Regions from separate parts of the Mus musculus genome. Here region 1 is linked to region 2. The links are chromatin contacts, found by Hi-C or POLR2A ChIA-PET in ENCODE. All regions are on one chromosome and are shown on one strand. Each heading gives the region's core, a stretch centred on a gene start or an enhancer-like site at or near the end of the contact. The rest is flanking DNA. Distances are from core to core; before and after follow the strand shown. Region 1 overlaps Cltc (clathrin, heavy polypeptide (Hc)). Region 2 holds the start of Vmp1 (vacuole membrane protein 1).

Evidence for each region. Hi-C counts contacts between places; a loop is a spot of excess contacts on that map. ChIA-PET counts read pairs that join two places held with the same protein, here RNA polymerase II (POLR2A).
Region 1: POLR2A ChIA-PET joins it to region 2 with 16 read pairs in Patski. The contact joins the enhancer-like site here to the promoter of Vmp1 in region 2. A Hi-C loop is called at or near these places in 2 of 37 maps with a recorded cell type or tissue (heart and left cerebral cortex). POLR2A ChIA-PET finds 5 or more read pairs at or near these places in 2 of 5 experiments (Patski and embryonic stem cell).

Annotation. Positions count from the first base shown.
Region 1 is chr11:86,732,636-86,736,301 of GRCm38, forward strand. It overlaps Cltc (clathrin, heavy polypeptide (Hc)), which reads right to left. Exons shown (of 32, transcript NM_001003908.2): 3 at 941-1,209; 4 at 1-31. Among named protein-coding and RNA genes, the nearest start is that of Cltc, 23 kb to the right of the region's middle. Within about 2 kb of position 2,104, at least 1 of the 3 ENCODE cell types and tissues checked has a DNase peak (open chromatin) inside an H3K27ac peak, as active enhancers do; it is left cerebral cortex, where a contact is called at or near this core.
Region 2 is chr11:86,682,340-86,686,187 of GRCm38, forward strand. Vmp1 (vacuole membrane protein 1) reads right to left here and starts at 1,497. Exons shown (of 12, transcript NM_029478.6): 1 at 1,401-1,497. It overlaps Ptrh2 (peptidyl-tRNA hydrolase 2), which reads left to right and starts at 1,735. Exons shown (of 2, transcript NM_001098810.3): 1 at 1,735-1,784.

The DNA of each region.
Region 1 (3,666 bases), core at 854-3,353, 51 kb after region 2:
ACAGCTGCATAGCTCCAACCACACGATTTTGCTGCAAATAAAAACAAGAAACAAAAATCTTTAGAGATCCAATGACCCAGCAGATCTCAGATTCAGTTAGTGAAGCAGTTACAATAGTTTGCCAGCTTCAGCAGTACTTGTCACACACACACACACTCTCTCTCTCTCTCTTTCAGATTTATTTATTGTATGTATATGAGTACACTGTAGCTGTCTTCAGACACACCAGAAGAGGGCATCAGATCCCATTGTAGATGGTTGTGAGCCACCATGTGGTTCCTGGGAATTGAACTCAGAACCTCTAGAAGAGCAGTCAGTGCTCTTAACCAATGAGCCATCTCTCCAGCACCACATGTTAGTCTCTTATTGTAGATTGATACTTAACTTTAAAAGTTTAACTCCAAAATTATCTTATTAAAGTCTAATGTGAATAAAACATGTCTCATCCTGTCATCTCTTTACCCATCTTACTACAACAATACAGATTCACTCTGAAGCACACTGAGACTCCAAAAACATTCTAATCACTCAATCTTTCCTTAATCTGTGAAAATTAAAAACTGATAAGAGGGGGGCTGGTGAGATGGCTCAGTGGGTTAGAGCACCTGACTGCTCTTCTGAAAGTCCAGAGTTCAAACCCCAGCAATCACATGGTGGCTCACAACCATCCGTAATGAGATCTGATGCCTTCTTCTGGAGTGTCTGAAGACAGCTACAGTGTACTTACATATAATAAATAAATCTTTTAAAAAAACACAAAAACTGGTAAGAGTACTCAAGTTTCACGTCAGGTTAAAGGTATAAGCCAACAATCACTAAAAACGAAAACCTTTCAAAATAAATCAAATTCAGTAACATTGGGTTTAAAGACCTAACTGAAGTGATATTGAACAAAACAGGGCTTTAGGCCACTTCTTCATCACAAACTAACGAGAATTACCTGTGCAGATATGCCAGTGAGAAGCAACCATTTCTGCTTTGCATCTGTACGGTAATTGATGATCTGGCATCCTGCGAGGCTAGAATGACGATCAAACATTTTCACTGGCTGAGACTCTCCTTCCATACTCCAGTGATAAACTGCATTATCCGTAACAAGAGCAACCGTATTCAAAGAGATCCATTTCCAGAAGGTGACATCATCAGTCATGGTATGGGCCTTCATTTTACTTTTCATTTCAATGTTAAATATCTGAAGAGTTTTGCCAGCTGAATAAAGAATTAAAGAATAATGAAAAAGAAGCAAAGTTTAAAATTAATACCTAGCTAACTATCCCTACGTTCCAAGTAATGTGGTTTTATCCTGGGACTAATAACTATATGAGTCACATTGCTAGAACTACAGCTGAGACCAAGCAAACCAATGTACACCTGCACCCTTAGGCAAAACTCTTTATTACCTCTAATGAACACAACGGCAATACTATAAACATGTGACTTCTACAGGATTCTACATCCAAAGTGAAAATAAGACTAAGGAAAAGCTTTCTTACTGATAAAAAACAGAGCTGTAACTTTCATTGCATACTTAGCTCACACATAAACTAAAGTAGCTGTATATACAAAAGACAAAGCCAATCTAATAGAAACACAAGGAGGAAATGTCCACTTTTTAAAATGCAGTCATCTCTCACCCAACTCGATTTTGTGGAAACTGCGTTTTGAAAAGAAGTTGTATGTCAACTTTGCTGGTCACCATAGTGCATGCTACATTTAACTGGTCTAAGATACAAAGGGAAAACAGAAGTGCTGGAGAAAGAAGAGGAAGACAGGGGGAGGGTGGTTTCCAATGCTGTTAATATACTGGAGTGAGAACAAAGTCCAAGCTTCATCCAGTTAAGACAGTAAGCGTTTAGTAAAAGTAGGGGAAATTCGCATTTAATGTTAAAAGTCCAGAGTCAGATGCAAGGGCTTATACTTGTCGTTTGAAATTTGTCACAGTCGGAAAGGTGATTTCACTGAAATCAACAGCAGTCAAAGCCCAGAGCCATGCCTAGGCTCTGAAGGATAATCCTCAGAAACTGAGGGTAACTCTGTTCCTGAGCCACGGAGAATCTGGCTCCTAAAGGACAAAAGCTGTCAGAGTGGGAGGGTGACAAGGGAGGTGGGAAACAGACAAAGCCTAAGAGCTTTGTACGGCAACCCATCGTACTAAACAACAAAGCCTTCTTCTATAAGACAGTGTATGACTCCCATCCCACACGGCTTATAAACCACAACCAGACTGGAGAAATTGTGAAAGTTATAGTCCTGTTTATAAAAAGAAGGCATGAAGTTTAAACTGGCTTCAGAGGGAAGCAGAATATTTAAAGAATTTGCTTTTCTTTACTGTATCCATCAACCTCTAAATAACTAGACTTTTATTCTGTTTTACATGAAGGGGGCTAGACTATGTGTAAGCGTCTGGGGAAGGAACAAGGGATAATAGCTATGAAGTAGACAGATAGACACAAAGTATAACACACTATTTTGCAAAGCTATAAATTTTTTAAATCATTCTTTTTATAGAACAGGACAATGACTAACACAATCTAATTTAAGGTAACTCACCATCTGCACACATAAGAAAGCATTAAGAAATGTGATAAGATAACAGTAACATTAAAAATAGAAAAGAACTTGGCAAAATTCAACTGATGGCCTTTAAAAAGAGAAGTGTGATGTATGCAAAGCACTCGAATTCAAATTATTTAAGGAGGTCGACAGACATTTTAATACTTTAAAACGTAATATACTTTTAGGTAAAAGCAAAATGTATACTATCCCAAAATATCTGGTCATAGGTAAAAGGTGAAATATCCTTTCTGAAGATGAGATCAATTCTGCCTGACATAAATTCTGATGTTATGTTGACTAGGTTATTCTTAGCTCCCAACCTGCCAGTAAGATACTCCAAAATGTTCCAAAACCTGTACCACGAAACTAGAAAGTTCAGGCTTCTAATCTTTGACTTTCAGGTTAGTTAGTGATGCTCACGAACAAAATCTATGCAGAGATTCCAAATCTAAGTCTGTGAACTGTGCAGCAGGGAAGGAAAGGCATTTGCTGACAAGCCAGCCCCACATGATGGGAGGTGAACGGACTTCCCTGAGTTTCCTTCACATGTATGTCCCCCCACATAGATAGACAAAATAACAAACAGAATGTTCTAAAAAGAATTCTAAAAATCTCCTCAAAGCAAAAAAAACTCTCAATACTTCTAGACCCAAACTATTCAATTAAGAATTATTCAAGATGTATTTTTAAAGATTAAATGGGCTGAGCATGGTGGTGTATGTCTCTGATCCCAGCACTAGGGAGGCAGAGGCAGGTGATCTTTGTGAATTTGAAGCTAACCTGCTCTAATAGCAAGATCAGGACAGCGGGGGCAACAAAACGAGTGACCCTGTGTCACCAAAACAAAACTATACACCAAAATCAGGCCCCCAGTTTGAATGACGTGAAGAAAAGACAGGTTGAAAAGCTCAGTGCCTCTAATTCATCCACACTTTATAAATTACCAGGAAACTGAATTCTCTTTCTTATTATCAAGAAAAACAAAGGCTGAGATATAGCCCAGTACCAACCCTCTGCCCACTTGCCTAGCATGTGTGCAGCATTGGATCCAATCCCTAATTAAAGCACAAAGGAAAAGGAGGCAGTTTTAAATGCTACTTCAAAGGTCTA
Region 2 (3,848 bases), core at 247-2,746:
AGGAAACAAACAGATTTAAACTAGCTGTAGGTAAATTGGGAAACAGCACCAAACCATTTGCCAGCTTAGTTCAGATATGTGGCTATTTTCTTCTGGAATGCGTGCCTCAGGGATTTAATTGTATTGTTAAATGTATCCAAGGATAAACCCCTTAAAATGCATCTGTGTTTTAGATAACCTAGGCAAATAAGTTAAGCAGAAGAGATTCCCACTTCAGAATCACTTTGCATCTACTCCAACTGATCATGTGTCTGGTACGCCAGCATCTTTCTCCCAAAGGTCAACAAAAACATCACCTCCAATACAAAAATACAGCGTAGTAAATAAGCTTCTTCCCTAAAATCAGACCCAAGGACAACACAATTCTCAGACAATAACAGCTGGAATATAGCCGGACCCAGCACTCGGGAGGCAGAGGCAGGTGGACCTGGTCTACAGAGCAAGTTCCAGAACAGCCGGGGCTACACAGAGAAACCCCATCTCAAAAAATGAACTAAAACAGTTGGAATTAAATTCTTCATTAGGCCAAGAGAAACACTGGAAAAGGTTCTCTAAATGATCAATCTGTCTACGAAACCTCTCACAAGCGTCAAGAAAGAACTGAAAGGTAAGGAATGACATTGCCAATAGACACATACACAGCCGATCTATGCATTCCTGGATTCTTTGCTGGAGTAGAAAAGCAAAAGATGTTTACATAAAATCAACTGGAGGTCATAAGCAACCCATAGCTGCCTAACCCGCTAAGCCCATACACTGTTTGGAATCGTAAAGACCTTTAAGTCCCTATCTTGCTGCAAGTACTTCCACTGCGGGGAAATAAAAATGTTGGGGATCAAGGTTTTGGAAAAAGCGGAGAGCCCTCTTTTTTTTTTTTTTTTTTTTTTTTTTAAATGACAGTCCTAGGAAAAGCTGAGTGGGTCCACAGCAATAACTCTGAGAGGTAATGACCCCTTCCTTTGACTACTCTGCACTGTCGGTACACCCGAATACCTTCGTTTCTCGGAGATATACTTAGCATACTGCGCTAGTGGCCCGGGAGGAGAAAAACCCATTGAAAGGTCCTGAGAATCAGCAGCAGCGAAGACCCTCTTCATTTAACCCAAGGCTCTGGACAGCTCGGGAGTGAGGTTCTCTGAGAAAGCCAAAGCCGGCTTCCAGGTCTGGAACGAACTGTCGCGAGTGTCTGGGTTCAATGTCCCGGTAACCAAGCGCGGAGAGGTGTCCCACATAACCTGGCCACCGCCAGCTGACACAGCCAGTCAGCAGTGACCTGAGCCATCTCAAGTGGAAACCAGCGTGTTCTGCGTCTGCATCACCCAAGTGCGGGAGCTGCGGAAGCGGCCGAGCTGTGGGAAAGCTCGGCTTGGGCTCCGGACTCCCCGCTTTCGCTCACCTACCCGCTCAGACCCCGGCTTCTCCGGATCGCAGGATCCTGGAAGCGGCTCACAACACCGACTCTCACACCCGCCGCTGGGCTCCAGCCAACCGGAACTCGCTCGCGTCACTTCCGGTCCGGCTCCTTTAAGGAGCCCGCCTCCAAAAGAGAAACGTTCCCCCACCCCCACCCCCTCCTTTCGGCCACCGGGAGGTTCCTCGCGGGATTTCGGTTCGGCTTTCTCGGTTCGGGCTCTGTGGGTGTGACAAGAAGAAGGATGACTGCGCTTCGTAGTTTCTGATCCGGAACTAGTTTTTCAGGAAACCCGGAAGGAGTAGGTGGCGCGCGCGAAGCGTGTTCCTTGTTCTGGCTTGGAGACCTGCGAGGTGAGCGAGACGAGCTCCAGGTAAGTCTCGACTCCTTCTAGGACGGTGCAGAGGAGTGTAGTTCTTAATGGCTCTACTGAAAAGCATCTTATCATCTTACCCCACGGTCGGCCTCCCCCTAGCTACTTCATAAATTGTCTTCCGCCCCGTGGCTGCTGCCTGCCTTGCCTACTCTGCAAACCTTTGGAAGAAGCCAAGATAGAACCCAGAATTTTAGTCGCTGGCAACACCTCCTCTTAGAGGTGGCATTGATACGCTACCCTAGCGTGAAAAAAATGGAGAACAGGCCTCACACTATACATTTTAAATATCCGTCTTCGAATTGTTGAGCCCAGCTTGGAAAAGGAAAAGAATTCTAAAGATGGATTCAAAAGTATTTTTATTTATTGGTATTGCGGTGCATGCACGTTGTGCATGGTGAGCAAAGCGCTCTACTCTGAAGCTATTGTTAATCTCATGGATTCGAAGTGGAAGACCACTGACCCAAATCATGGCCAGATTAATTAAAGCAAACTTTTTATTATTATTATTCGTTTACACGGACTATTTCTCCCAAAAGGCAGTGTTCAAGAGATCAGCACTGGACATGGGGAAAATAAGGATTTTTATAGTTCAGGAGTATTGGTTTCCAAATGGGGGATTTGGCATATAAACAGTGTTAATAGCAGCGGAAAGTGAACATAAGTTGGTCATAACAACCCTCTGAAGTAAGACATGGTTGCAAGGTGGTCAGTAATAGCCTTTGGAAACAAAGGCATAGTTGCCGTTTCCAGGAAAAGGCAGATCAAGAATATTTAGCCATATGTTGCTCTGTGACACTAATCTCTACCACATTGGACAGCATAGGGACAGACAGAAGGGCCAACTATGTACGTGTGTGTAATATTATCCATATTTCCAGGCAAATAGGTAGTTTTGCTTAGGAGACTGCAAACTGTGAGAAAGGTCAGGTGAGCAGTGGGTGGAAGTTGAGTTAAATAACTCAGAGGAAGGTTTAAAGTTTTAAAAGTCAGCAGGGAGTGGTGCACAAAACTCAAGAATGAAACACAAAAAGAAAGAACTGTGGTAGCAATGACAGCCTGTCTGGTTCTTTAGCAGTTTGGATAGAATAGTATATTACCCATCCTGTAATAGACGCTATGTAGAGACGTTAACTTTCCCCAAATCTGATTTGCTTATTTTACAACCTAGAAATTGTGAGGACTCCTAATTCTACCTGGCAGGCAGCTATCAAACATTTGTTGTATTTAACTTCTCTTGGTCTTAGGTTCTCTGTTCCCCCATCTTTTGTTTTGGATTTTGAATGCTTTCTTCATTAAAATGGGCAGACAATGTTTACTTTGAAAAGATTATGAAAAGGGAGCTAGGTTTCAGGATACATAGCTAGAATCCCAGCTACTGGGAAGGCTGAGGCAAAAGGACCATGGCAAGAGCAGCCCAGGCAACCTTAGCAAGGTGCAGTGTAAACAGAGGCAGGGATGAGGCTCAGAGAGTCCTTGCCTAACATGCAGGAGGCGCAAGAGCAGTAGTTCTCAACCTGTGGGTTGTGACCCCTTCATATGGGGTCATATATCAAATATTCTGTGTATCAGATATTTATATTATGTTTCCTAGCATACAATGTAGCAAAATTATAGTTATGAGGTAAAATGAGATAATTTTCTAGTTGGGGGTCACTATAAAATGAGGAATTCTATAAGAGGTTACAGCATTAGGAAGGTTGAGAACCACTATAGAGTCTACCCCAAGCATGCAGAGAGGGAGAGAAGAGGGTCAGTGAGCTGCCTCCTCACCAGGTGAAGACAAGCCTACAACCTCAAGTTAATCCCTGGGGCCCACATAGTGAAAGAAGAGAACACATTTCCAAGGAAGTGTCCTGACCTCCACACATTCTTATCTGTATTGTATGCACCTATGCTACACACACACACATACACACACACACACACACACACACACACACACACACACACACACACGCACATAGACTCACCATAGCTTTCAAACATTCCCTTGCCAGTTCCTTTCTATCTTGGTGTCCTTTTTTATCCATCAGAGAGGCCTGTTATTCCTAGACTTGGAGT